7 separate regions of the Mus musculus genome follow, and all the other regions are linked to region 1. Evidence: chromatin loops called from intact Hi-C (ENCODE). Cell type or tissue: gastrocnemius. All regions are shown on one strand.

What was found. Hi-C counts contacts between places; a loop is a spot of excess contacts. Peaks named below come from ENCODE experiments on the same cell type or tissue, not always from the same donor. Only the 100,000 strongest peaks of a DNase experiment are listed, where the experiment ranks them.
Region 2: a loop joins it to region 1, with 7 times the contacts of the local background. A loop is called at or near these places in 5 of 42 quality-filtered maps.
Region 3: a loop joins it to region 1, with 5 times the contacts of the local background. A loop is called at or near these places in 27 of 42 quality-filtered maps.
Region 4: a loop joins it to region 1, with 12 times the contacts of the local background. A loop is called at or near these places in 16 of 42 quality-filtered maps.
Region 5: it touches region 1 in a loop (9-fold over the local background); 22 of 42 quality-filtered maps call a loop at or near these places.
Region 6: it touches region 1 in a loop (7-fold over the local background); 27 of 42 quality-filtered maps call a loop at or near these places.
Region 7: a loop joins it to region 1, with 2.9 times the contacts of the local background. A loop is called at or near these places in 15 of 42 quality-filtered maps.

Annotation. Positions count from the first base shown.
Region 1 is chr9:110,779,918-110,783,917 of GRCm38, forward strand. No RefSeq gene overlaps it. Among named protein-coding and RNA genes, the nearest start is that of Prss42, 16 kb to the right of the region's middle. In gastrocnemius, a CTCF peak has its summit at 1,670 (motif pointing left); DNase peaks (open chromatin) are centred at 1,684 and 2,047; H3K4me3 peaks cover 1,433 bases; H3K27ac peaks cover 1,421 bases.
Region 2 is chr9:110,447,150-110,451,149 of GRCm38, forward strand. It overlaps Klhl18 (kelch-like 18), which reads right to left. Exons shown (of 10, transcript NM_177771.5): 3 at 3,571-3,711. Among named protein-coding and RNA genes, the nearest start is that of Klhl18, 28 kb to the right of the region's middle. In gastrocnemius, a CTCF peak has its summit at 1,891 (motif pointing right); a DNase peak (open chromatin) is centred at 1,916.
Region 3 is chr9:110,727,988-110,731,987 of GRCm38, forward strand. It overlaps Pth1r (parathyroid hormone 1 receptor), which reads right to left. Exons shown (of 14, transcript NM_001083936.1): 2 at 3,551-3,653; 3 at 1,608-1,742; 4 at 1-21. Among named protein-coding and RNA genes, the nearest start is that of Gm35775, 12 kb to the right of the region's middle. In gastrocnemius, a CTCF peak has its summit at 2,049 (motif pointing right); DNase peaks (open chromatin) are centred at 2,048, 2,868 and 3,160.
Region 4 is chr9:110,409,473-110,413,472 of GRCm38, forward strand. No RefSeq gene overlaps it. Among named protein-coding and RNA genes, the nearest start is that of Ptpn23, 3.3 kb to the left of the region's middle. In gastrocnemius, a CTCF peak has its summit at 2,217 (motif pointing right); DNase peaks (open chromatin) are centred at 2,234 and 3,708; H3K27ac peaks cover 245 bases.
Region 5 is chr9:110,869,074-110,873,073 of GRCm38, forward strand. It overlaps Tmie (transmembrane inner ear), which reads right to left. Exons shown (of 6, transcript NM_146260.3): 4 at 1,558-1,675. Among named protein-coding and RNA genes, the nearest start is that of Tmie, 9.0 kb to the right of the region's middle. In gastrocnemius, a CTCF peak has its summit at 2,187 (motif pointing left); a DNase peak (open chromatin) is centred at 2,158.
Region 6 is chr9:110,714,992-110,718,991 of GRCm38, forward strand. No RefSeq gene overlaps it. Among named protein-coding and RNA genes, the nearest start is that of Gm35775, 25 kb to the right of the region's middle. In gastrocnemius, CTCF peaks have their summits at 630 (motif pointing right) and 1,922 (motif pointing right); DNase peaks (open chromatin) are centred at 625 and 1,939.
Region 7 is chr9:110,633,800-110,637,799 of GRCm38, forward strand. It overlaps Nbeal2 (neurobeachin-like 2), which reads right to left. Exons shown (of 54, transcript NM_183276.2): 16 at 3,565-3,886; 17 at 3,276-3,358; 18 at 3,092-3,184; 19 at 2,763-2,937; 20 at 2,496-2,629; 21 at 2,062-2,221; 22 at 1,815-1,917; 23 at 1,499-1,652; 24 at 1,247-1,405; 25 at 914-1,073; 26 at 565-671; 27 at 1-398. Mir8107 (microRNA 8107) reads right to left here and starts at 2,316; the gene lies at 2,200-2,316. In gastrocnemius, a CTCF peak has its summit at 1,619 (motif pointing right); DNase peaks (open chromatin) are centred at 123, 1,334, 1,635 and 2,533.

The DNA.
Region 1 (4,000 bases):
AAGGGTAAATTCTTGTAAGAAGAGTAGAGAGGACAATGCTGTTCTGGGGTTCTCCAGGATTCTCTCTTCACAGCCCCCCTGTCCCCCGCCCCCAGCTCCAACTGGGGCTCCAAGTTTTAATTTATCTTTTATTTTATTTTTATTATTGTTATCATTTTAAAAGATAGAGTCTCACTGTGTATCCTTGGCTGTCTTGGAACTCACTCTGTAGACCATGCTGGCCTTGAACTCAGAAATCTGCCTGCTTCTGCCTCCCAAGTGCTGGGATTAAAGGTGTGCGCCACCACCACCTGGCTCCACATTATTTTTTAAAATGTCTGGGCAGAGACTTGGAACTGCTAGGATATTCTCTCCATCATCTCCTCTCTCCTACATCCACTTTAATTAAAACCATTTTTTAAAACACATGTTAATTAAAAAGCAAACTTGTTTTGCTAAGTAATTTGGAAGTTCTGGTTATGCAAACCATAGCCATTCCTGATTTTTTTTTTGTTTTTTGTTTTTTTTTTTTAAAAATCCCTCATCCAACTTGTACCAGCGTCTTACGTACTCGAGACCCCTATGTGCACTGTGGCTGGTCACTCCTTTATAGTCTGTGTAGCCCATGGTGAGTCAGAGCAGGGTGGCCCGTGAGTGTCACATGTGGGGACCTGATGGACCAGTGTTGCTAGTGCACATGGAGAAGCTGGGGCCAGTGAGGACGGTGATGGTCAGTTGCGGGGTGAGGAGAGCCCTGGATGCTCACAGGCACCAGCCCAACCCCTCGCTCTCATCCCTCTGTCATGACTTCTGGTCATGAGATTCCTGGAGCCTGACAACCTTCATGTGCTGAGCAGCAACCTCCAGGACCCTCTGCAAGCAGCCCAGACCCCCTTAAGGTACAAGGCTCAGCAACTTTCAATTTAGTGGTTCCTGGTCCCCCGGCAGGGTTAGGGACCTCAGGCGATTACCATTTTGTACTCTGCCTGTTGGCGTCTCCAACTCAGACCCCTAGAACGGGAGTGTTTCCCTTTTGTGTGAGAGAATCCAATTGCAGGTGCGTCATTTCCACGATCCTAGCGTCATATTCTGAAACGCAGAATTTTGGGGGGTTACAGGAAGGCCAGAAGAAGCGGTGAATAAGATTATGTATGAGTCCTGACTGAATATGGAGGTAGGTCCTAGGTAGGCATTGTGGGACACCTCGACTGACCTGGACCTTTTGCCATTCATTCAGGGGCACAGGCTTAAGGCTGGTAATTGAATTAGATAATCTATCTTTTCTATGCTCCTGGCTGCTTTTTCCAATAAAACCAGGAGAAAGTGCTTCTGGGGAGGGGTGCAGCTTATCATATCACGCGCGCGTTGCTTCCTCGGTGAGACACATCCCAGTTTCACACCCCAATGACTCACGGTGGACAGCAGCGACACTTGCTGGTAACTGGCTCTCAAGGCTCTCAGTGTAACGGGGCGAGCGCTAGGGACACAACACTGCAGTTTCTCCCGCTCAACACCCACAGCCCGGGGCAGCCGCTGCAGCGCCGAGCTCCCTGGGCTCTCGGCGCTTCTGTGTGGAGTCCGCTTTGCAGCGGCTGGGAAACCGCAGGCGGGGCCGGCCGGGATGAGCTCACGCCGCCGCCCGCCAAGCAGCGCAGCCCTAACCAGCTCCAGATGCGGCGAGCGCGGGCCTCTGGCGCCCCCTGCAGGGCATCGTGCTCCTGGCCGGCTGTGGCCATGCAATCCGCACCGAGGGCCGGGTGGCATCTCCGCTTTTCATCTAGGCCGGTCGCCTGGCTGCCTTAGTTCCATCCGCTCCGGGTCACGACCCTTAGCTGCCCGGCTGAGTCTCTGGGTGCGGGTGACCGACCCCTCATGTTCACAGGCCGTCCGATCGGATCCTGCAGCTCTCCCCGCGCCTGGCGGTCCCGGTCCTGCCCTGGCCGCTCTTGCTCCTCTTGGCACAAACACCCGGGTTTCTACTGGGAAAGCAGCGGGGGCCTGACCACCGCCTGTTTTTAATAAGCAGCTGGTATTTCCCCGAAATCGCCGGCCCTGGCTGACCTCATGGGGATGACGGCTGGCTGCATGCCAGGGGTTGGGAGCCGGCTCCCGGGTGAGCTCCTGACGCCTGGCTTTTCAGAGACCTTGGCCAGGAGGCGGAGCTCTGGCTACTCATCTGGGCCCTGCTGCCCGCTCATCCAAAAATCTTGTTTGTGTCTGTGTGTAACCTGAGCCAGGAGCCCCTGTTCCTCCGTCTGGGCTCCGCGTTCAAATCCCGCTTTATGTGTGATCCTGGCAAATTGCTTTATCCTCTCGCCAACCACTCCCTCTGCAGCAGGATGGGACTTGTGGGGATTAGAGGGACCAAACGTGGAGAGAGTGGACCTCCAGAATATTCAAGCAGGCAGCAAGAGGGGACCAGAGACAGGCCTAGGAGCATGAGCAGGATGAGGGAGAGAGGAGGGACTTGGGTCGAGATTGTCATCTGCCTGTTAACAGGTAACGGCAACAGGGTGACCCAAATGACCAAGTGCTTAAGCAATGAAAGATCAGCATAAGATACTGTGGGACCCTAAAGGCTAGGGAGAAGGGAGGGCAGGCTTTCTGGAGGAGGGGCACTTAGGCAAGACGGAGAGCAGGGAGAGGAGGGCTGGGAAGAATTGTTAGTTTAGATGAAGGGTCCCCGTCAGGACCAAGGTATACTAGATAGAGATCCAGGGGGACTGTGAAACGCTGTGAGGAATAAGGGAGCGGATCCAGAAGCCTCTCCCGAGAGGGTGGACAAAGTGAGTGAGAGCCAGAACGGGACACCCGGCCAGTGAGGTGAGGAACGAATGGAACGCTGGGCCAGAGAAGGAGCAAAGAGACAGGGTGTGCAGGGCAGCAGGTGTTGGGACTACAGCAATGAGCAAAGCAGACGAGACAACACGCACTACATAGTTTATGGGTGGGTAGGGGACTTATGGTCAAAGGGCAGCTAGTCTACACAGGAGTTTAAGAATTTATAGTCCTTCTGGAGAGGTGGTTGTTGCTCTTCCGGAGGACATGAATTTGGTTCACAGCACCCAAATTGGGTGGCTCACCACCTCCTGTAATGCCAACTCCAGAGTCCTGGCCTCTGAGGGCACTACATGCACGCACACATACATATACACAAATTATATATGAGATAGACACATATATCAGATTGTGTGAAGGACTACAGGGAGAATTAGAGGGGCTAGGGGAATCGGGAGGGAAAGGGTGCGCTTGGACACCGTTTCACTCCTTTTGATATTTTGGGGGGTATGGAATCTTGCTATGGAGACCAGTCTGGGCCCTGAACTCACCATAACTGTTCTGCCTCCAGCCCCTGATCAATGAGATGTGAGCCTGTGCCATCAAGCCTGGCTATGTAAAGACAGGGTCTCCTTCTGTAACCCAGACTAGCCTTAAGGTCCACCTGCCTCAGCCTCCCTAGTATTGGGATGAGCCCCTCAAGGAACACAGATTTTGAGGGTGCCAGAGGAAGGACTCACATTAGAGGCTACATTAGAATGGACCTGACCCGACTGCCACTTAGCTGAAATGATTTAATAGAACATTTGTAATTAATTGAATGGTAGAGAACACTTCGATGTTATCCCCTTTGAAAAATTTCATTCTTTTTCTTAGCAGTCCTGGAGGCCAAACACAGCACAACACAACACAACACCACAGCTCAGATATTTTAAATATAATCAGAAAAATATTTTGGAGAGGATAGGGTTTCTTTTTTCCCCCTCCATTGTGTGTAACAACCAAACATTTTAGCCTGAATTTTGTTCCTTTGCCCACAAAGGCTAACATACTATCTGACCGTTTACAGAAGAAATTTGCAGATTATGGCTCAGGCCCAGAAGAGGAAACAAATTGCATGCATGACTGGGGTCAAAAGGTCAGTGCACAGGCCCAGAGGCAGGAGCTGGTGCTGAAGAGCTGTAAGAGTCAGGGGAACCCAGTCACAGGACACAGCCTTGGCTCTTAAAAGAGTTTGTGGTTC
Region 2 (4,000 bases), 330 kb before region 1:
CACATGAGAAGACAGCGAGAACACACTGGGATGCCTTGTCACCAAGCCAGATGCTGCGCTTTCTGAGTATCCAGGGCACGAGTCCACCTCTTAGGCACTAGGAAGGCACCAAAGGCATGGAAGAGTCACCTTTATTCAGGGACCATTACACATTTTTTTAGGCAGAGGGAGGCTCCATGATCTAAGAGTTCAAAACCCTAGGAACAACAGCAGAACTCCATGCAAGCTGGCCCATGTCCTTCATGTCTCTCTTCTCTGCCTCCAGTCCCACAGTGGGCATGCTGGGATGTCCAATGTGTACCACTACATGGGGCTTTGTAGTGGGTTCTAGACTCAGTTCTTAGCAGCAGCAGAAACAAGAGGGACCCTGCCTCAACGATATGAAATGAGATTCCATACACCCCTGAAAGCTGTTCTCTGACCTCCATTCATTTGTGTGGCATGCATGCCCCTCTCCAAATAAATAAGTAACATCAACAAGCACACACCAGAAGATAAAATTAAAAGTAAAATTTAAAAGTAGCATTTTCAGACCAGTGAGATAGTAGATGAAGGAGCCTGTTGCAAAGCCTGACAAGAACCTCAGCTCAATCCCTGGGACCCACACAGTGGCTATCCTCTGATCTCCAGATGTACAACATAGCACGTGTGCACTCATGTAAACACACACATGCATGCACGGACACGAAACACACAGGCACACACACACACACACACACAGACACACACATGCATGGAACAAACAAAATGAATGTAGGCAAAAGCACTCAGCACAGTGCCTGGCATGAAGCTGGATGCTATTAAAGTTCCTATTATATTTGCTTTCTTACTCTCAAACAAACCGAGCAGGATTCTGCAGTCTTTGTGACAGAGTAGACTCTGAGGGATCCAATTACCCAGCTTTCCTGTTCCCCTCTAGAGTCTTGGTTGCCCTGGAACTCTCTATGTGGTCTAAGAAGTGGCCTCAAACTTGAGGCATGCTTTTGCTTCAGCCTCACGAGTGCTTCGATGACAGTCACAAGTGACAACATCTGGCTCCTCAGTGGGTTCTCTGAGGCCAAGGAAACAAAATCCCCGTGGAGCAGCCGAGACTAGACAGCAAGGAGCAGGGGGCTGAGCTGAGGAGAAGTGTCGCTTAAGAGACGTTAAGCTGGTGTAAGGCAATGAGGATAGCTGAGCTCCCACAGCGGGTGCCTCACTTGGGGCCCATCCACCCAACCGCACACACCGGGAGCTGAATGGAGCCCACAGATGATGGGGCAAGGGTGAGCTCGCGCCTTCTGCTCCCCTCCCCACTCTCTCCAAAGGTTAGGACCGCTGCATGTACTTTGGTCAGCTTGATATAACATGGAGCACTGGTCGTGCCTTCCTGAGTGAGCTGTGCTACTCCACCCCACAGGAAGGAGTACGGGAAGGCAACCTGCGAGGCCGCAGATGGGAATGGCAGAGAGTGGCCTCACAGGCGAGACACCCACTCAGGATAGAGGTAGGAAGGAAGCAGAGACCTGTGTCTTTCACTAGCTCCTTCCACAGCCGTCCGCTTCACTGACAGCTCAGTTTTGCACGTAAGGAGACTGTCAGGGTATCGTGCTGCGCTATTGCAGACCTATCTAAAACAGAAAAGGAACTGCTGGGCTTTGTTGTTGTTTGAGTGAGGGTCTATGTAGCCTGGAGGGAAACAGGAGAGCTGGGGAATTGGATCCCTCAGAATCTACTACATATGTACCTAGAGGTGATATGTAGACCAAGTTGGCCTCATCCAGCCCCACCTGCTCCTGGATGCTGGGACTAAGGATGTGTGCCACCTTGTCCAGCGGCTCAGCATCTAGAAGAGAAAATGCCTTATGACAGATAACGTCTGGTGTTGCAGCGATAACCTCAAAAGCCCCTAGGTGGCACTGTTGTCCTCTGATGAAAGTGTAAAGAATAGCAACTGGCAGCACCCATTGCATCTGCAAGTCATTATCCGTTTGTGTGTGTGTGTGTGTGTGTGTGTGTGTGTGTGTGCGCGTGCGCGAGTGTGTGTGTGTGCTTGTATCCCTCCAGCCTCCTCTAGAGAGTGTCCTAAGGCAGGGACAAGGCTGGTCCTGGAGCTGCAAGGTTTCCACCTGCAACACATGGCCTCAAGGTGAAACCATTTGCCCTGCAGCTAGCTGAGGTGCACCTCTACATTTGAGGCATCACTGCCACAGTTGTGTGTCAGTGTGCACATGACAGTGCTCAGTGATGCCCACGGGCATCAAATAGGTAGGATGTGGAGACCCTCCAGGGGCCACACACACTCTCAGTGGGCAGGACTGGTGGAGTGGGGTGGGAAGGGGAGGTCAGCTCTGAGAGGATGATGTTCTTGAGCACAGGGCTCAGGTGGAAGGCACGTTGATCATCAGGCTAAGCATGGAGACTGGACTTGGAAGAACATCAAATGCACACGGGAGCTCTTCTGCTTCTTCCATGCCTGTGTATGGCCCAGCCTAAAGCTCACCTCCAAATCTCTGGTGATTAAATGGCCTTTAGCTTATGACAGAGCACTGTCCCCTGAAGGGAAGGAAGAGCTTATCTGATCAGCTAAAAGATCACAGAAGAACCCAGGAAACCCCTTGCCAGGAAGCAGAAACAGTAGGAGTATAATCCGCGGTCATCACCCTAAACGACCTCACAACGACGGCCTCCAGTGGACAGACATAAAGGTGGGATCTGATTGAGCTGCGTATAAAAAGGGACTCATGTGGGTTAAGGATCTAAACAAACATGGAGATGGCTATGGAACAGTTCGAATAAATAAATAAACAAATAAATAAAAAAAGCAAACAGTGCCAAATAAATCAATGTTAGTTTGTTGAGAAGTTAGCTAAGTTATGAGCAATGCTAAATGGATACAACAGACTGTATTTAAATGTGCACACACACACACACACACAAAATGATAAAAGAAAAAGAAGTCATTATTTAAGAGGGTCTTGGGGAGCACAGAGGAGAGGGAGCCGGGGAGCACAGAGGAGAGGGAGCCGGGGAGCACAGAGGAGAGGGAGCTGGGGAGCACAGAGGAGAGGGAGCCGGGGAGCACAGAGGAGAGGGAGCCGGGGAGCACAGAGGAGAGGGAGCCGGGGAGCACAGAGGAGAGGGAGCCGGGGAGCACAGAGGAGAGGGAGCCGGGGAGCACAGAGGAGAGGGAGCCGGGGAGCACAGAGGAGAGGGAGCTGGGGAGCACAGAGGAGAGGGAGCTGGGGAGCACAGAGGAGAGGGATGGATGGAAATGATGTAAATACAGAACACATTAGAAATTCTCAAAAAAATAAATTTAAAACTAACAACAAAAAAGGGGGGATAAATTAGCTAAATGAACTGCTGGTCAGATTGAAAAGGGATGGTCACAAAGAGTCTATGCCATGCCACAACAGTGTATGTAAATGGCCAAACAGTTGGGTCCTGCACAGTGCTGATCCCAAGAAATGCCATCTTTACAGAGTAACTCCCAGCTCGTTGTTCAAAACACTGCAGACACACCATTAACTCAGCAAGGTGGCAGGGGTTTCAGGACAGAGCACGGCACCCACCACCTGCTTCGCTCACCTTTCTCGGAGGAACGTGCAGCAAGCATCTTTGATGCTCTGCAGCTGCAGGAAGCTTGCCCCCATCAGCAGGGACTGCACATTCTGCTGGTCGATAGCAAGGTTGCCATTATAAGCAAAGTTGATGAGAGCCTCCAGGGCACTAGAAGGAAGAGGAGAAGCACGAGAAGCTCTTCAGAGATGAGTCTTGGCCCACCGGTCACTCCGTCCTAACTGAACTGACATGACAATCTACGGTGGTCTGAATAAGAATGGCCCCAAAGGCTCAGCTATTTGAGTGCTTGGTCATCAGGGAGTGGCACTACTTGAGAGGGACTAGGAGGTGTGGCCTTGTTGGAGTAAGTGTGTCAATATCGATGGGCTTTGGGGTTTCAAACACTCAAGCCAGTCCCAGTGTCTCTCTCTTCCTGCTGCCTACATGTTCCTGTCAT
Region 3 (4,000 bases), 52 kb before region 1:
ACTCTGGCAGACAGGGACGCCCTGTGCCCAGAGAAAACACAGAGTCAGGTCCATAGCTAAGGCCCAGGGACATGAACACACTTGGGGTTTGATTCCCATGGGGGCAGTGTGCCCTGTGACTGGAAACATTAGGTTTGGGGCATTCTAGAAAGAATATGTTGAACCTTTACCCACATCCCCTTACTCCCTAAACCCAATGGCTTCAGAGAATTTACTGCAGTCTCCGTGATGGAAATACTGATACGATTCCCAACCTGGTCTGAAAAAGGTCAAGAGCAGTGGATGCCATGCTGAAGCTACACAAAGCAGGCCTTGGCCGCAAGGCCTCAGCCTGGCCTGCTCTCTGAGGAGACTTAAAAAAAAAAAAAAAAAAAAAAAAAGACATTGTTTCACTCTGTAGACAGACCAGGCTGGCCTTGAACTCACAAGGATCCACCTGTCCCCAGTTTGAAGAAGAACCATTTTCTCAGATTTCCCCTCAGCTTGAAGGCTCCCTACGTGACCCTTCCCTAGAGACCACAGAAGGAAGTCTGGTTCTCCGTGCCAGCTGAACTTCTAAAGCGCTGCTAACCTCACACAGGTGTCCCCTGCTCTCTGCATTTCCATTTCCTCTTGGGAAGTTGACGGATATCAACCTAGACTCCTTCTATCCAGGCCTGCCTGGAAGACCCACGACCGACCACTCAGTAGGTGTACCATCTTCTAAATCCGAGCGCTAATGTTGAATTTCAAAGGACAGTGACAGTCTCACTTTGGAGCCCTGACAGCCATGCTAAGTGACCTCAGAGGGTCCCCAGCCTCTAGATCATTGCATTCCACAGCAGCTTACAGCCCCCCCCCCCCTACTGCAGGGCTTTGACCACAGGACTCTCTAACCTCCCTGGAAGGCAGCCTTGAGGGCTGGATCCGCCCAGCTCGGTGAAAGGCTCTCTGTCCTGGGCGCCATATTCCCAGCCCCACCCGGCCAGGCCCACAATTCCCTCTGGTCCCTGGGGAGCCACAGGGTGACCACAGGCTCCCAGATGTGGCCCATCTGGAATCTGCTGCCCACCCTGCTGGCTCTAACTGGCCTTGTGGCCACAGCTTGGGCTCTGTGTTTGTCTCTCCTCACCTCCCCGAGGCAACCCTGTTTCCCTCTCTCCTCTTCTCTCCTTGTCCCACTGTCTGCCTCCACCCTTCTGAGGCTGCCCTCATCTCTTGCTGTGTCTATGGGTCTTCCCACTATGTGTCTTTCTGTACTTCCTTTGACATACCAGACTTCTGGGTTGAGCGTCTTGTTCCCTTCTCTGTCTCTCTACATCTCTCCCTGACTAGTCTCTCAGGACTCTGTCCTCTCTCTTTACCTCAGTGGATCACGGGTTTCCTGCAGCTCTGGGTCCTTCTCTGGGGAGTCAGTGCATCCGTTCTGCACACTTTCTTGTATGCCAAGGCCTCCCAACTCACCTGACTCCCCACCCCTATGCGTGATGCCTCCTGGCCTGCTTTTCTGGGAAGGGAGCTGTGGTCTCTGACTTTCTGTAGGAACTCACATTGGTGGAGACAGGTGGATCTGAGCCTGGTCAAATGACTGCCTAAGGAGGGGTAGGGCACAAGATGGACAGACATACCTCGGCGCCTGCTGCCGGTGGGCACATCCTTGTTCTCTTTAGACTCGGGGTAGAACTTTCCCGGTGCCTTCTCTTTCCTGGGCTTCCCTGACGTAGATGCTGGCGTCCACCCTTTGTCTGACTCCATTATGTTGGCTGGAGAAATGGGGGTGGTTCTAGCCATCGGCTGTGCTGTAACCACAGCCCTGGTTACTGCCCGGCCCCTCACCGGCTCCCCCTTTTTACAATGAGTTGATCCTATCAAGGATGCTGACACTCAGGCTGCTGGAAGATTAGGGAGGACAAGCAAGTGACCCGGGGGTGTTTGCTAGGTGGAGAAGCAACCAGGAAACAGATGTGGTTGGCAGAGGTTCAAAGGGGGTGACTGACATATGAGGTGGGGTCACCTGGGAAGTGGAAAGGATGGCAGGCCAGGAGGCAAAGCCTCGATGGAGGAAACAGCCCGCCAGAGGGCGCATGGCAGAAACTGGGAGAGGTGGATGGAGGTAAAGGTGATAACCAAGTCGGGCTAGCCTGCTGTGTGGGTGACACAGCCAGGAGTAAAGAGTGCATTGTGTTAGGAGTGGACACACGAGCCCACCTTCTCCACCCTCTGCCCGAAGATACTCGGGTCAGGGGCTTGCAGCTTCTACAAGAGCCCCTGAAGACACCACCTGAGCTGGGGCCTGACCTGTCCTCCTTGAAAAGACACTGGAGGCTTCTGTCCTTAGCCAGAAAGTCCTCACTATCTGACTTGTGTGACTTCAGCTGTAACCCAAGCTGGGGTACCTTGGGCACCCTCCTACGTTGGGGTCCGTGGGAAGCTGAGTCCAGGCAACCTGTACTGGGGTGACAATGACTGACAATGACTGACAATGGGGACTGGGGTGACAATGACTGACAGCATTCTCGCTCAGGGAGGGGTTCTGTGATAGATGAGGAGCCAGAGATGTACCCAAACTGTGGGTTCCACAACTAGGAAGAGGGCCCCATTTAGGATCATATGAGGTGTTCATCTGTCCCTACCCTCTGTGTGACAGGTGGGCCAGGATAGGTGGAGCTTGGTCTGCAGAGGAAGTTTTTACAAATGTGAACAAAGTCCTCTTGCTTCATAGAGAATCTGTCACCATTTGCTTGTGTCCTGGGTATGCTCTACTCCCAGCCCCCAGTAACCCGAGAGCCAGCTCCAGAGAGAAAGCTGCTCTGGAAGGACAGACAGTAAGCAAGGGTGATGAGATTGGCCAGACCTCAGAAGCCTGGATGAATGCCAATGTAGCCCATACCTGCTTCCAGGAAAGAGACTCACGGAAGGGGGCAGAGAGGAGACCCAAGATGGGAGATGCCCTCCTTACCCATGGCCAAGGTCCCTTAGAGATGCTGTGTGTGTGTGTGCGCGCACACACGCGCGGTCCAACGCCCTCTGTCCAGGCTATCGGCTGAGTGACACACACATCCCTGTCCCATCTAGTTCTAGGGATGCTGGTTCTATGCAGGAGCTTCCCATCCTTCCAGGCATGGCATGGCTAATCTTCTCTTTAAGGAAGTTGGCCCAGCCCACCCTGTTTGGACCAGCGCCCTCAGCAAAGTCCCTGGCTTGCCCAACCCCATCTAAATCCACTGGGACCCCGTGCTTTGTCTGCCTTCTCCATCTGCAAAGGGAGACCCACACATCTTTCAGCAAGTTTTCCAAAGGCTCTTGTCTCTCTCCCCCTCCCCAGCCCCCACATGGCCATGCCTGGGTCTGAGAGCTCCGGTGGGCAGACAGCACTTTCCCGAGTCCCGGAAGGTAAGGATCGCCTGAGCCTGTTGACTTCACCCTTGCCCGATCCATCTCTTTTAGGCCTTTACTCTGGCTGGGTCTCCCTTTCTTGAGCCCACCCAAGGTTAATGCCTCCAACTCCTTCACCCGATTGTCCCCCGCTTCCTAGACTCCCACCCTTTTCACATGCTGACCCCACCCCCACCTGCTGTGTGCAGAACTTCCTTGAGCAGCTTGTCACATTGCGCCTGGGCACGGTGCAGCAGGAAAATCTGTTCCTCTTTGGTAAAGACATCGTCTGCGTCCACCTGCCAAACCAAAGGTCAGACTGTAGGCAGCACTTCCAGGTGAGGCAGCTGGTTCCAAACTCATGCAACCTCCCCAGGGATTTCCCCCCTTTCGAAAAGTGATCCCTTCAGAGAGAATGTGGGGAGTCGGGGAGAGCATCTGCCTTCCAGAGCCTCCCTTTTAAAGTTTGAAGCCACGGTAACTCAATGGCTAGGACCTGCCCCCTTGCAGGGAGGAGAAAAGAATTGAAGCTGTCTTGTCTGTCTGTCCAGCAGTAACCCAGCATCCACTGGCATTCTTTGTCTAGTAACCCCCCCCCCAGGGGGGGGTGTATGGGAATGGTGGAATGTCCCAGGATGGAGCCTCA
Region 4 (4,000 bases), 370 kb before region 1:
CTGGCTTTGATTTTCAGCATCTACATGGCAGTTCCCAGCAGTCTATAACTCCAGTTCCAGACCTTTAGTCTTCTTCTGGGTTCTGTGGGCACTGCACACATGTGGTACACAGACATACATATGTGCCAAGCAAAACTCCTATACACATACAATAATTTTTAAAATGAAGTTTAGCCAGGCGGTGGTGGCGCATGCCTTTAATCCCAGCACTTGGGAGGCAGAGGCAGGTGGATTTCTGAGTTCGAGGCCAGCCTGGTCTACAGAGTGAGTTCCAGGACAGCCAGGGCTACACAGAGAAACCTTGTCTTTAAAAAAACAAAACAAAACACAAAAAAATGAAGTTTAAAGAGTATGTTAAGCTGGGGGGATGATTTGGAAGCTAAGGTGTTGCCACACAAACACGGGAACAATCTTGGGAATCAACCTAAAGATAGGAGGATTGAAAACTGGCTGGACAGAGTTGTACACCACGGCCTGTGTGTGCCCCCCCCCCAATTCATTATGCAGAGACACGATAAAGCTAATTTTTGAGAGTCGGAAGCCAGCTAGTGCAGCTGTCCGTTCTGTGTCTCTGCTTTCTGGATGCTCTGAGGCGAACTCGGCCATCAAGGTCCTCCCTACGATAACCCTTGAAGCTATGAGGCAAAATGCCTTTTAATTTTGAGGTATTTTTGTCACGGCAATTGATTTGAGAACAAAAGGAGTTGTTTGTGGGAAGAGTTTCATTATGAATTATAACCCTCTGAAGATGGATGGTGGGGGGAGGGGTGGTACAATAGCTAGTGTACCTAAAAGCTGTCGCCTTCAAATGGTTAAAATTGTAAGGATTACATTAGATATGCTTTACTGCAAGACTAAGGTGTGTGTGCGCGCGCACAAGATCTTTCACTAAGCTATCCGGGGGGGGGGGGGGGGTAGCACACTCATTTAATCACAGCATGTGAGAAGTGACCCCCAAGTGAGAAGGCAAGCCCCACCTAGACTATGTATTAAGTTCCAGGCCAGCTTGGGCTTCTTTAGAACCTGCCCCTATACCAACATTACAGACACCATTTCTGCAAAACTCAGGAACAACAGGTGAGTCCCAGCTGAGGGGAAGCCCTGCTGAGCAAAGAGAAGCAACAGCTTAGATCCCAAAAATGAGGCCAGGAAGGGATCAATGTGAGCTAGAACAGGGAGGGGGTAGGGGGTAGTAGGAAGTCTTGGTTTTTGTTTTTTGTTGTTTTGTGGGTTTTTTTTGTTTTTGTTTTTGTTTTTGTTGTTCTTTCTTTAATTTTTTTACTTTTCTTTCTTCTTCTTCTTCTTTCTTCTTCTTTCTTCTTCTTCTTCTTCTTCTTCTTCTTCTTTCTTCTTCTTCTTTCTTCTTCTTTCTTCTTCTTCTTCTTCTTCTTCTTCTTCTTCTTCTTCTTCCTTCTTCTTCTTCTTCTTCTTCTTCTTCTTCTTCTTCTTCTTCTTCTTCTTCTTCTTCTTCTTCTTTCTTTCTTCTTTCTTCTTCTTCTCCTCCTCCTCCTCCTCCTCCTCCTTCTTCTTCTTTTTCTTCTTTTTTGGAAGTCTTAATTCTTGTAGACAGACCATGTAACAAAGGGGCATTCCAGAGGGTGGCACTGCAGGGAAAGCTCTAGGATTCAGAACAGCCAAGTAGCCGCCTCTGCATCTTGAGCATCCTATCCCTATTGGCTGCCCTCCCCTGAGCCTCACTACTTATTTGGCAGTGCCAGAGCTTGAACCTAGTGTGTTGTGTGTTAGGCAAGCACTCTCACCACTGAGCCCCATCTCTAGCCCCCCTCTCCTCTGTAGAATGGATAAATTCCCAGTGGATTCATTCCCAGCCCCAAATGGTACTTCTCAAGTCAAATTACTGCAAACACAGATGTGAGTTCTGGGGTATCTATACAGTTGCTATAACAGAGTACAATAGACTAGATGAGCCAGCTAGCAGGAATTTAAGGCTGGGAACGAGGCCCAAGTGTAGCATACTTCCCTAGCAAACGTGAAGCCCTGAGCTCAACGCTCAGTTACAGTAATTGGTATGAAAGTGTCAGAGAGCAAAAGATCCATCATAGATGTCAAATGCTGATGCCGGTGGTGGGATGGGCCGGGGAAGGTGAAGGGGTAGAAGGGATGCCCCATCTCATCCTCCCCTCCCACTTACCCATTTCCCCAGCAAAGCAGGAAGTTAGAGGTAACATAGGCTCCCATGGTTCAAGGGAAGAGTCAGTCCCATCACCAGGGGGCAGCAAACACCACATTAAGCCAGGTCAGCTTGTCCTCTCAGGACCTTTCCTTCCAGTAAGCTGCATGGCCCCTTAAAGACACACTGAAAGCCTTCCTCCTGTTACCAATGTGGAAACTTGTGTCTGGGTTTTGGGAGTTGACCACCCAAACTGCCCCCAGCAAGTGAATGTAAGAGTCCAGGATGGAGGTGGGTCATTTATTCAGCCTACTTTACTTGCCCCCCCCCCCACACACACACACCAGGATCCCACAAAATGTTTTAGGTGCTGTTGAACGAAACAGGTGAACATCTCTGCCCTCAAGAAAGACGACATTTGCCGGGCAGTGGTGGCGCACACCTTTAATCCCAGAACTCGAGAGGCAGAGGCAGGCGGATTTCTGAGTTCGAGGCCAGCCTGGTCTACAAAGTGAGTTCCAGGACAGCCAGGGCTATACAGAGAAACCCTGTCTCAAAAAAAAAAAAAAAAAAAAAAAAGAAAGAAAGAAAGAAAGAAAGACGACATTTTAAAAAAATGAGCCCAAGATATGACACAAAGCAGAGACTCATCATTTGGAAGGCTGAGGTTTGAGGCCAGCTTGGGCTACTTAGGAAACCCTATCTCAAAAGAAACTGTTGTTAGGAGAAGAGGAAGAGAAAGAGGTGGAGGAAAAGGAAGGGAAACACAGAGAGAGAGGCACAGACACACACACACACAGAGAGAGAGAGAGAGAGAGAAAGAGAGAGAGAGAATATATACAATGTGGATAGAAACTTATGTGGACAGTCAAAAATATGTGAAAGATGACCCATCTCATCAGTAACCAGAGAAATGCAAACCAAACTACACTGAAAAGCCATTTCAGATTGGTGACTATGATCCAGTTAATAACAACAGTCCTTGTCAAGAATGAGTTACTTTGGGCTGGAGAGATGGCTCAGCAGTTAAGAGCACTGACTGCTCTCCTGAATTCAAATCCCAGCAACCACATAGTGGCTCACAACCATCAGTACAGCTACAGTGTACTCATATACATAAATAAATCTTTTTTTAAAAGAGTTACTTTCACTGTACAGCTAAATTAAACTTGTTTACGTTTGTTTGTTTGTTTGTTTGTTATGGCGACAATGTCTCTGTGTCGCTCTGGCTGTCCTAGAACTTGCTCTGTAGACCAAGCTGGCCTCAAACTCACAGAGATCCACCTGCTTCTGCCTCTCGAGAGCTGTAATCAAAAGGCATGCACCACCACCTCACAGATCAAATTGGCACAAGGATTCCTTGGCCCAGAATTCTCTTCCTACTTGTCTGTGAGCTCTGGAAATGTTCCAAACCACCCCAAACAGGAAGCTTTGTGTTTTCTCCCTGATGCCTCCCTTGGCTCAAAATCCTGAATCTTTACAGAGCAGGGAATGAGGCAGAGAAGAGGAAAGTGTTCTCCCAAAACATCCTAAGATTGTGAGAGCCCAGGCACAGGAGAAGAAAGGGGGCGGGGCGGGGTGAGGACAAAGTTAGACTGTCCTGACTCTCTTAGTCTCAGACTTGGCAAAGCAGAACAGGGGCCGGGGCTGGGGCCGGAGTCGGGGCTGGAGTTGGGGCAAGAGCTGGAGCAAGGCTGAGGCAGGGCCGGGGGCTAGGGCGGGGGCCAGGGCGGGGGCAGGAGCTAGGGCAGGATCTGGGGCAGGGACCGGGGCAGGGACCCGGGCAGGAGCCGGGGCAGGGACACCCACCTTGCATTGCTTCCTTTCCAAGCCATCATCCAGGTTCTTTTTTTTTTTTTTTTTTTTTTG
Region 5 (4,000 bases), 89 kb after region 1:
GGGAATTATGGCGACCCCCAGGGGAACTTGACTCACCCCTAGTCCTCATCCCTGAGGGAACTGGGGGTGGGGCAATGCTCCACTAACACCTGCCTGAGTCCAGGCAGCCTGGGAAGCAGAGAAGATAGCTCCCCCGCCATCACCCCCAGAAGCTATGCTATGGAAGGTGCCACGGCTGACCTGCATCCCTGGCCTGTCCCACTCTAGGGAATGCAGTTAGGGGTGGAGGAATGACCTCCACGTTTGACTCTGCGAGTTTCTGGTGTGGCCCCAGGCCCCTCCACCAGTCTCTGAGAGCAGGGCCTGGGAGAGGCTTCAGGTTCCTAGCTGTTACTCTGGGGGGTGGGGGTACCCCAGACGTGTTCCCTTCACTGCTCTGGGGCTCCTTAGGGCAACTGTCCCTCAACTCTGCCTCTTGATAACAAGAGTGGTCTCCCTCAGGATACCATGGCTCTGGCTACAGGCACACCTTTTTGGGGGGCAATCACTGAGCTGCCTCCTCTCTAGGTCTTAGCTGGGGATGCAACCAGCTAGTTCCCCAGATGTGGGAGGAGTGAGTATTCTCTCTAGAGAACACTTCGGGTGCCAGGAGACGCCTGTACGAATCAGACGTCTTGAGAGCCTCTCACATCTGGATGGCTTCTCTGTGACCATTCAGCAGTCTAGGCCATCTCTTGGGAAAACTGCCACCAGAACTCAAATGTCACTTTAGCCTCCATTTTGGGTACATTTTGGTGATGTCCCATAGGTTTTATCTGAGACCTGGCATAGAGGCCAACTTCCGCCTAGCTTCTGCCCATAACTGTCCCCTCTGGAGACACTTCCCAGCCAGCCTCCCTCTGGTCCACAGCTCAGAAGACCACTCCTCTATGGTCTGTTGTAAGTGGATGGCTATCTTTTCTCTTTGCTCCCCCTCCTTGCTCTTGCTCTGTGCCCTGGTATCCCACCTGGTCTGCTTTTCATTCAATTTGTCGTCACTGACCAACTCCACAATGGGAGAGGGGCGAGGGATCCATACCAATCCCATTACATCAGTAAGAGTCCAGACTGGAGGAGAGAAATGGACCCCTGCTTTGAAAAGTAGGTATGAATCATTTCTGGAAAATGGCAGTTGAAGAGGTAGGGCTCAGGGTCTGGAAGCCGCCTCTGCTCGGCGTCTGGGGAGCCTCTGGTGGAGGCTGGCCTTGCTGGGGCCCCTGGGTGTGGGCTCCCTGAATTGGCCAAAGTGCAAGAAAAGCATCAGGAAGCCAGCCATAGGAAAGATGACATGTCCTGGATTCAGTTGGAGTCCCCTATAATTAACATAATTGCCATGTGGCTGCTTCCCTGGGCCCAGCAGAAATCTTTGGGTCACCGCTGGCCCGTCAGCCCTCCACAGGGACTTTGTGTGACTGAGGAGGTGCCAGAGACCACGGTGGGCCTCTTGTGCGTGCTTAGCCTATTTGAACTGCCCAGAATTGCAGCTCTGAACCCAAGGCATACGGTAGGGGCCAGGGATGCTAGAAGGGCTGTGTTCCTCCTGTGGTGGGGTGGAGAGGGCAGGGCACAGCTACTCACTGATGGACAACACGAAGAGCGAAAAGATGCCCACCACGTGCCACAGGCGCATGTCCCAGAACACCACAGTCTCCTTGGTCAGTGGGGGCGGCTTGGGCTTTGGCGGTGCGGTGCTGGGCTGTGGGTCAAGAGAGAACAGAGTGAGCCAGGCCCAGGCTAGCAGGCTGGGATGGGGTCAGCAAAGACTCAGCCCACACATTTTAGAATCCCCAAAAGGTTTCAGACATTCACAACCAACACCCTAGACCTCAAAAAAAAATCCAAGATTCAGAATAAGAGCACTGATCAGAGTCCCAGACCGTGTCACCAGGGACTTGGACTCGAAGGGTGGTTGATGCTTGGGGAAACAAGGCTCAAAGAAGCAAGTGTGGACAGTCTGTCCTAGTCAGCGCGGATGGGGTCTCAGGACCAAGGCCAGAGACAAGGCAAGGCCTGTTTCATGAGCCAGGTGTGCTGCCTGGTAGACTGGTTTTGCTCTCGTCTCCCAATAGAGCCCTACGCCTGGACTACATGGGTAAGACTCTCCTCATGCAGGTGTCCACACACTGGCTCCTGCCTCATTCACTCATCATGCCACCTAGGCCTGCCAGGATAAGCCGAGAAAAATAGTAATGTAGCGCCACCAGGTGGCTATACCATGTAACTGCGGCTAAAAGAGACAAGCTCTGTGTGCTTTTAGGAGGCACAACGAAGCATCAGGTCTAAGGGGACAGGGTATTAAAAGATAGCAACCTGCCTTGCGTTTCTAGAAAGCAAAGGGAATAAATACATCACTGACCTGGGTGGTTTTGAGCTGTGGCTTTTCCCTGGGTGTGTTTGTTTTTTATAGATGCTGCGCTGGGGATTGAACCTGGGGTTTTGTGTGTGCTGGGCAAACACTCTACCAACTTAGTTTCATTCTCAGCCAGTCCTGAGTGTTTCAAGGTTATGTGACTCTGTCCTGGGTGTCTATGGGAATGTGGCCGTGCCTTATGGGAGAATATGAGAGAGGCTAGTTCTGACTAGAAATAGATATAATCCTGTCTCTGTCAGAAAGTTTGGCTAAGGGACAAGAAAAAGGGTGAGACCGGGCATTTGTGCAATAATATGTCATCTCCTAAATGATCAGTAAGGATGGGCTGGAAGCGTCCCTTGTGGCTATCTGAGAAAGCAAAGCCACCTGTTTCTCAACCTCTCTCCCGTTCCCACAGCCCCACTGCAGTCTATATACATAGATAGGCACCTTCCAGAAGCCAGGTACCTCCTCATCTAACAACCACCACCCATAGGGAGGGCGACCTATGCCAGGCAACCCAGACTCACTGAGACATAGACCGGTATGTGACGTCTAAGCTCTTTTCTGTTCACTAAGAGGGACTAGTGTGGGAACCTCTCTTCTTTACTCTGAACCTCAGGTTTTTTGTTTTGTTTTGTTTTGTTTTGTTTTGTTTTTCCCGAGACAGGGTTTCTCTGTGTAGCCCTGGCTGTCCTGGAACTCACTCTGTAAGACCAGGCTGGCCTCGAACTCAGAAATCTGCCTGCCTCTGCTTCCCGAGTGCTGGGATTAAAGGCGTGTACCACCGCGCCCGGCTTGAACCTCAGTTTTTCTTCCTGTAATTGGAGTAGGGTAGTGCCAGCTGCTTCTGGGGACCCTCCAATCTGACAGCAAAACTGGCGATAATGTATGACTAAATCAGCATTATCTCTTGGTGGATTGGGAAACCCCCGAGAGGGCAGAGAAGTGGGTGGATACATGGCATGTGTGGCCCTGTGGGCACACATATATGGGCAGAGGGCATATGTGTGGTTGGAGCAATGTATATGTGGTTAGGTTCCTGATTGCAGCATCAGAGTTGGGAGCCTGGCAGTGGCTGCTCCCCGTCTCACAGGCCTGGTGTTTTGGCCTGACTGACTGACTGACTGACTAACTGGAAGATCCTGACCAGGCTCTTGGTGGAGGGTGACGGGCAACCAGGCATCTTAAGGTAGGCCTCATAAAGGTAGAAATTCTGAAACTTGGAGGTCCTGTGTCCTTCAGAGGCACAGCCTGGTAGAGAGGTACCCACCCTGCAGAGCAGGACGGAGAGGAGACACGGATCCCAGCCCTGCCTGTACTTCCATGCTTCCTAGAAGAAAGGCCTTGCATGAGTGGTAGGCAGATGGCCTCCAAATGCGATTTCCTCTCCTATGCCGGGGAGAAGATGAACTCCTCCGAGCGGGGAGACTCCCTGCCTCAGAACTGACTAGCCTGTGGCTGCAGCCTTTGCTCTGTGCAGGGGCCTCAGGGCAGTTGGTGAGAGGCCCGAGCCTGCCCCTTGGGGCCCAAGCCAGCCTGGCTCCCCTTACAGGGGACCGATACGTGACTCAAGCAGCCTCTTCCACAGCACTGGTCAGTTGCAGAAGGGACACACTACACAGGGGTACAGGTATCTGTATCACGGGGTGTTGCCCTCAGACTCACCAG
Region 6 (4,000 bases), 65 kb before region 1:
TCCTGTCTTCAAAGGAAAAAAAAAAGATTCATAAAAGTGAAAAATTGTAGTGCTTTGCCAGGTATGTTTGGACATCCTTGGGAGTCTGAGGAAGGAGTTCAAAAACTGCCTGGGCTACACAGTGAGGCCTCATCTTAGGGGGAAAAGGGGATGTGTACCTGGTTGTTAGAGTGTTTGCTCAATGTGCACAAAGACCTGGATTCAGTCCCTGCCACTCACCACGTGAAGCAAGATGCAGGCAGATGACAGATGCAAGAGGATCCATTCATTGTCATCCCTAACTACATAGTGAGTACAAGGCTAATGTAAACTGTGTGAGATGGTGTCGCACAACAGGGAGGAGAGACACACAGGAAGATGCTCAGAGGGTAAAGTCACTTGCCACCAAACCTGATGACCCAAGTTCCCTTCCCAGAAGCCTTACTGTGGAGTTGGTCCTCCTACTCCTTGTCCTGACACCTGAGCTTGCAAGGGCATGGGGGTTAGGAGGCACATACACACAAATGGATCTCTTAAGGTCCAGTGCCCAACACATAACCTAGCCGTGGGTAGGCTGGAATTCATTAATTTCATGTATTTTGCCTGAGTGTATGTAACCAGATCTCTGCCTGGTGCCCATGGAGGCCAGAAGAGGGCATCAGATCCCCTGGAACTGTAGTTCCAGATGGTTGTGAGCAAAGGGAGCTACATAGCCAAGGAAACTGAACCAATAGCCCTAAAATGAATGTCTGTTTTATTCTCAGAGAAATAAGAGTAGCTATCCCTCTTGACACAACAAGAATTAGATGTAAGAACTGATTAGAAACCCTGAAAATCAGCTCAAAGTGGTGTTACACACCTGTAATCCCAGATCTTAGATTGAGGCAGGAAGTTGAGGCCAGCCTGTGCTATAGGGAGATTCTCTCAAAAGAGAACAGCCTAACCCCAGATGGAAAATAGGGACTAGCAGATCTCCGGTGAGCACAGGATTGGCAAAAAGCAGCAGAGACAGCTGGAGTAACCTCAGTGCAATGGAGACTCAGACACGTGTTCTCAGCTACACTGCTGTGCTGGGCGTGGGGATCAGGAAGGTTTGCACAGTGTGGTGGCAGACACTGAGACCATTTTGGAAAGGTGTGCGTATTTACTCTGACCCTTAGTGTCCTGGTGAATGGTTACATGTGCACACCAGGTGTGGGGCCAGGAATTTCATAGGATCACGATAGCTAATGTGCACACACCTAAAGCCATTAGGGATATGAGTTTCTTGTGTGTCTTCCACCAATTCCCTGCCTTACCTTTTCATGGTGCGTTCACCTCCGTCTCATCCTCCACACTCACTCTCACTTGTAGCCGGCCATTGATGTATCAGGGCTGCCACAAGCTGGAAGGGCATAAAAATCCTAGGGGGTTAGGGTGATTTAAGCCCAGCACCTAGCCCATTACTGAAAGGAAGGCAGCAAGCAATGCTTGCCCAGGGATGTGGGAGAGAGAAATGGCAAACTGGCATCTGTTGGAAGGATTGGTAATGTTGACTGCTGAGCAAGCCTGACAGAAGACAGAAGAACCAGGAATGGCATGAGAGTGTCACAATCCACAAACATCCAGATATATACAAAGGTACATTACAGGTTTAAGTGTGAGCAAGGGCTGGGAGATGGCTCAGGGGGTAAAAGTCCTTGCTGTGTAGCCCAGACATCCTGTGTTGGAGTCCAGAAAAACTGACTCCACAGAGTTGTCCCCTGACATCTATGCTTGTGAGCTCTCTCTCTCTCTCTCTCTCACACACACACACACACACACACACACACAAACACACGCTTTTAAATTATAAAAACAAAAGACCACCTTTCCAAGAAGCCCCTCAGCCAAGAAGAGAGCAAGGCTGAGACCACTTGTGTTAGGGCCCATAATTCCCTCTGTTCTTATATGGCCACTGGGTGGCAGCAGGAGACACAGACTGGTAGGCTAAAGCATCGTTCAGCACTGCCTGCTCTCTCTACAGCCTCCAACATAGCCTGAATCTCCACCACATGAAGACTCCTCCCTTTCCCATGGGCCCGTGTGCCCTGGTACATAGGCCTTCAGACATGATCCAGAGTGGGATTCAGGTGATCTGAACCCAGGACAATGGTGTGACCATGTCCTGGGGAGAGCTGGTCCCAGGCGGTCCCAGGGAGCCATCTGGGTAGAGTCTTCAAGTGTCCTAACCCAAGCACAAATTTAGTCCTGCCAGGCTTACGAGTCTTGTTCCTCTTTGAGCTGGGGAGTGGACTGCATGCATTGCATGCGTGGTGTGTGTGTGTGTGTGTGTGTGTGTGTGTGTGTGTGTGTGTGTGTGAGAGACCTAGAGATGTGGACCTCCTGCAAGCCTGACACAGGCAGAGGTAGCATCCTCTCTCTCTCTCCTTGCCCTGAACACCCTGCTTACTGTTAATCCGGTGAGGTATTGAGCTTGCCCACCAAAAGCCTCCGAGTCGGCAGAACTATGCAATGCACAGTGTGGAAAGACATGCTGGATCCCAGGCTATTTTGTCCTAGACTCAGATCTGGCCTTGGGCTCCTGCAGCTGTGGACCAGGCAGAGTATCCGAGCTGAGTTTCCTAGCCCGCCTGCCTCTTCCGTATGTATTTCTGGTTTTCTTTAAATGTTCCCATTACTCAGGCCTCCAGTGGGCACTGAGACAGAAATAAATCCCACAGGGCAGCCCAGCCAGAAGCCGGGAATCCGATTCTCCCTCAAAGGCCGGAAGAGGCCCCTGTTCAGAGCATGCCAGACCACAATGGCCCACACACTCCACATGGCTATGAATATGCCCCCCTTCACGCACACACACATGTACACGCATAGCCTTACATATACTCCCCACACATGCTGGCTTCATACATGTGCATACACAAGCATTGATGCGTATGCAAGCATTCAGATGTGCCTCAGACAGAGAAGTACATACATGTAGTTTTATGATGTGCACGTATGCACTCTCATGCACACACTCCCCAAAAGGCTAACATCTAGAAGTGACCACACACTCTGGGTCCCAAACCCAGTCACCCTCAAGGTAATGGTGGTCAAGAGGATCGAGGCAAAAGAGGCTAAGGAGGCTGAAGGAGGCTGGCCCTGTGCAGCTTAGGAGGAGAGTGGCCTCATGGGAATCCTGGTCTAAGGCTTCCAGAGCTTCTGAATTTTTAAGAGAAGCTGGAAAGCTGAATTTTTATGTGAAATATCCTGATTTTTAAATGTTGGCTCAAGATGTTGAAAATACTGGGAGAGCCAAACCAAACATGTCTAAGAGCCAAATTCCACCCACAGGCGGCATTCGCAGACCACGGGTACACACACACACACACACACACACACACACACACACACACACAGGTCACACGTACACAGATACATACAAACAAAAATAGACACTGACACACAGTCTCTCAGATGCACGAAAAGACCGATATGTGCAAAGACATACAGACATACAAACATGATATAAATATACACTGGCACACAGACAGACAGACACAGGTATACATGCCAACAGAACCACAAGCAGACACAAGCACAAGTAAATATACAAGTTCACACACACACACACAAATGCATGCACAGTGCACCCTTCTGTCTTAGTGATGTAGGTGATCTTACTGGGGCACGTAGTATATAGGAGCATGGCCTTTGGGGACAAGAACCACTGTGTGTGGCTGGAGAGATGGCTCAGTGTTTAAGAGCACTGACTGTTCCTCCAGAGGTCCTGAGTTCAATTCCCAGAAACCACATGGTGGCTCACAACCATCTGTAATGTGCCTGATGCCGTCTTCTGGTGTGTCTGAAGACAGCAACAGTGTACTCATATAAATAAATAAATCTTAAAAACAAAACAAAACAAAAACCAAAAAACAGAAAGCACTGGGTGAACCACACCAACATCACCCTTTGATTCACAAATGCGGTAGAGTCTGGGTCAAGTTGACTTGGAGGGACAAGTGCATCACGTGACTAGCAGCAGGATTCTGGGAAAGGGCCT
Region 7 (4,000 bases), 150 kb before region 1:
CGTGGCCCATCCAGCGGGGAGGGTGTGCCAGGCTGGCTGGCCGGAGTAACAGTCCCATTGCTGCTGCCGCCACCAGCGGTATTGCCCGAGCCAATGCTGGCCCGTTCCAAACCCAGGTCAAAGGGTGTACTGAACGGGGAGAGGGCCTGGTAGAAAGCATCCTGGTCAGGGCAAGGGGACTCTGAAGGCAGGAAGACGTCAGAAGAGTCAGCGGGCAACTCAGTGGGCGGCGGAGATAGGGCCAGCTCTGAAGAGATCGGCAGCTCTGGGAGGAAGCGTGGGGGACTACTGTCTGTGGCAGCCTCGAGGACATACAGCCGCGTCAGCACATCCTGCCAGCCAGCTTGTCGGGCCAGCAGCCGAACGACGTCTGGCTGTCCGTAGATGAGGTAAAAGAGCTGCCAAACCAGGGGACAACAAATAAGAGGTCATCTGACTGCTTCCCTAGATCCCCATCCCAAGGTCTTAACAGCAGGGACCTACAAAGGTGCCCCACCCCAGAAAGGCAAAAGGAGCTCCAGGGAGCAGAAGCCACCCTTTTATCTCCCACACGTTTTCTCTTACCTGACGGCAGATGTCTAGGCGGACACTGAGGTCAGCCTGGAGGGACAGCTGTACAACAGCCAACAAATCTGAGAGATTCAGGCAGTCTGGAGATACAACCTGAGGGACTGACACAGTAGAGGGGACTACCTCAATCCTGTCCCCATGTGAACACTCCCTCTTCCCACCAGCCCTATCCTGACAGATGCTACTGCTCCCTCTACTGCACCTGTCCTTTGTGTGTGTGTGTGTGTGTGTGTGTGTGTTTTATTTTTCTGTGTCGGGGATTAAATCCAAGGCCTTGTGCATGCTGGGCAGGCATTCTGATCTCCTCCGTCTGATCTGCCTCTTGGTCCCAGCCAGGTCATACCTGTCCCTACAAACAGCTTATAAAGGCCCTGGCAGAGCTGGGGAGAGATGCTCTCTTCCGACAAGCTAGCAACAAGACCCTGGAGACCACAGTCGTGCAGCCGTATCCTCTGGCGGTTCCGCTCGGGTAACCGCTCATTCTGCTGCAGTCTTCGCAAGATCTGTGTGAGGGAGACCAAGGGGCTGTCATCACAGAGGACTTAACATAGGAGGGGCCACTGCACGGGTGTGTGGCTCCAGAAGAGGCCTGTGAAAGTGGCTTTAAAGTTTCCTTAGCTTCTAGCCGGCGGCCTCAGTAAATGGGATTAAAAGGTCAGGAGGGGGCTGGGCATACCTTGCAGACCCTGTCGGTCAAAAGGGGCGTTGACTTTGGCCGCACCAGCAGTGCGAGCAGCACCTCAAGGTTCCCCAGCTCCAGCAGGAAGGCGGCCAAGGGGTCTTGCACTGGAGAACCCTGAAGCAGGGTTAGCAACAGCTCCAGGGTGCCCACCACCTGAGGATACATGGAATGTCACCCTAGGATGGGTTCCCCAGCTGGCCTAGACACCTCTCACCCAAGCCTCACCCTCCCCAACCTCCAGCCTACCTGGCCATCGTCACCGGTAGCTGCCAAAAAGTTCAATACAACCTGCATGTCTTCCACCGAGAAGTTCCTAACCAAGAACTCACGCACCAGACCCAAAAGGGAAGTCTGTACTGTACGCAGGTCGTCTGCCGCTAGGGGGCGCTCGCGCTGCGGGCTGGCAGGTCCGACAAGCATAGCCAGCGAGTAGGAGAGGTAAAATCGGGGTGGGGTGGGATGGGGAAACAGGCAGGTAAGCTGGGGCAGAACGTCATCCTGTCCCCAAACCAATCTCTGCTGAGCCGGACCTCCAACATCCGCCAGGGCCCGCCAGCCTAACCTGTAGTGCGTGCGCAGAGCATCGAGGAGGAACTGAACTCCGTACTTCTTCCGAAGTTTCTGTCTGTGCTCACGGACCATGCTAGACATGTACTGGATGTGACCTGGGTGGACATCAGCAGAAAGCTTCTTCACGCCCTCCAGGGCAGGGCTCTGCCCTCTATGTCCTCTCAGATTATAGAGGGAGGCTGTGGCTTCTCGCCCTGCCTGCCCTGTACCCAGGCCTCTTTCCCAAGCCCCTCACCTACCCAGGCGCACAGCGAAGTCACTGAGGGTCCAGAGGTGAAAGTTGAAGAGCAGGTGCTGATAGAGCAGGTAGAGGAGGGGCCCACCGCCATCAGCAGCCGCCTGCTCCATCAGCAGCTGGGCAGACATGAGCACATTCATATCCATGGCCGAACTGGGGACCTGAGGGAAACAGAGGGCTGAGATGTCAGGTTCTGTCTGCCTGCTGTCCCAGCCACTAGTTTCCAGTTTTCCCAGCGGCAGGCATGAAGAATCATCCCTGCTCACAGCTTTTCAGGGCCGCTGCCATCTCTGAAATACAACCTCCAGGCAGGCAGGGCTACGGCCCAACTTCTTCTGCTGCCATCACCTGAGCCACCTTCCTGCCTGTTCACTTAGGCCCCACCGTCCAGAAGGCCTCCCCTGTCTCTCTCTCCAACCGCGCACCATGCCTCACCTTGCGCAGGAGAGCCCCTATGATGGCAGGACCCTGGCACTGCACCAGGCTCTCCTGATTCACGGTGTGGTTCTGCAGGAAGTTCCGAAGCATCAGGAGAAAGGCAGCCACTGCGTTCCTCTCCATCCGGTCCTCTGCGGCCACCAGGAAGAGGGCAGAGGTTGGTCAAGGGTGTGCCAGAAGCCACTACCTCAAGCACAATCCCAAGCACCATACCAAGACTTTCTCCCCACCCCCACCCCGAGTCCAGGAGTGAAGGTCACTCACCTGAGGACTTGCCCAGGGGGAGAAGCAGGCCCTGAGTGTTGCGGCCTGAGGTCAGCTCAGGTCCTACGAGGTCGTGTGTTTCACACGGGCCGGCCTCGGCCTCCTGGGGCTGCACAGCCACTCGCTCCAGCAAGGGCAGCAGAACACCCATGCCCCCTACGCAGTTCACCACATCCTGGGACAGGGGGCCAGTGGTGAATGAGAGGACAGTTCCCAACCAGCGTCTCGCCTTAAGCCTGGACTCTCTCGAACTGGTCTCCCAAACCCTGCCAGGGCCCAGCACTGCTCCCGACACTCCCTGTGTACACTATACACATAGATGCACGTACCTTCACGTCCCATGTCTCCACCCTATGTCCTGTCAGACGGCCATCCAGCCCATGGCCAGGGGACAGGTCCAGACAGATATTGTTCTTACAGGCCTGGATCAAATGGAGAAGGGAGAGACAAATTGAAAGTGGGAGCCAGAGGACAGAGCCAGGAGGCACTGACGGTTCCCTAACCCATAAGTACCTGCGGTGAATAATGGAGGAGCAACTTGGTGCCAAACTCATGTAGTTCACCCTCAGGCTTGAAGGGTGCTGGCTCATTGGGCCCTGGAGAGAAAAGGCCAAACCTTTAGACCTTAGGTCTTCTGGCCAAACCCTCTCCATAGCTTGCCTCCTCCCCTGCCTGCCCAGAGGACAGGTTCCCAGGGGTGCCATCTTCCCTGGGTACCCCTGAGCACTTAGCAAATCTGATGCCCTGGAATCAGGACAATGGGGTAGAGGCAGGGGGATGACCGACAACAGATGCTACATACCCAGGCTACACAGGACCCTTAGGGCAGATGGTTGCAGGGCTTCATGGAAGATGGCTACAGCCCCCAGCTCACCCTCCAGAGATGTGGGGCTTCCCCACCGAGTGTCCTGGGTGCCTGCGAGGGTAGAGCTGACGCTGCCCTCCTGCAGAGGGGTCCCCAGTCCAGGCCCCCAGCCCAGGCCTGTGGAGGCTGGGACTGACTGGGAGCGGGTGAGGGAAGGGTGAGTGTGAGCCAAGGCTGTGGAGACTGATGACGCGGGAAGCCCTGTGGTGGTTGTCGTTGTGCGGTGCCCAGCAGAACCAATACAGCAGGAGGAGAAAGGCTGCAGGGTCAGGATTGGGAGAGCAGTCAGGTCCCGCCCAGCAAAGCCTGGGATTCCACCTATATCCAGCTCATGATGACTCCCCAAACTATGTACTTCAGAGCAGTACAGGCT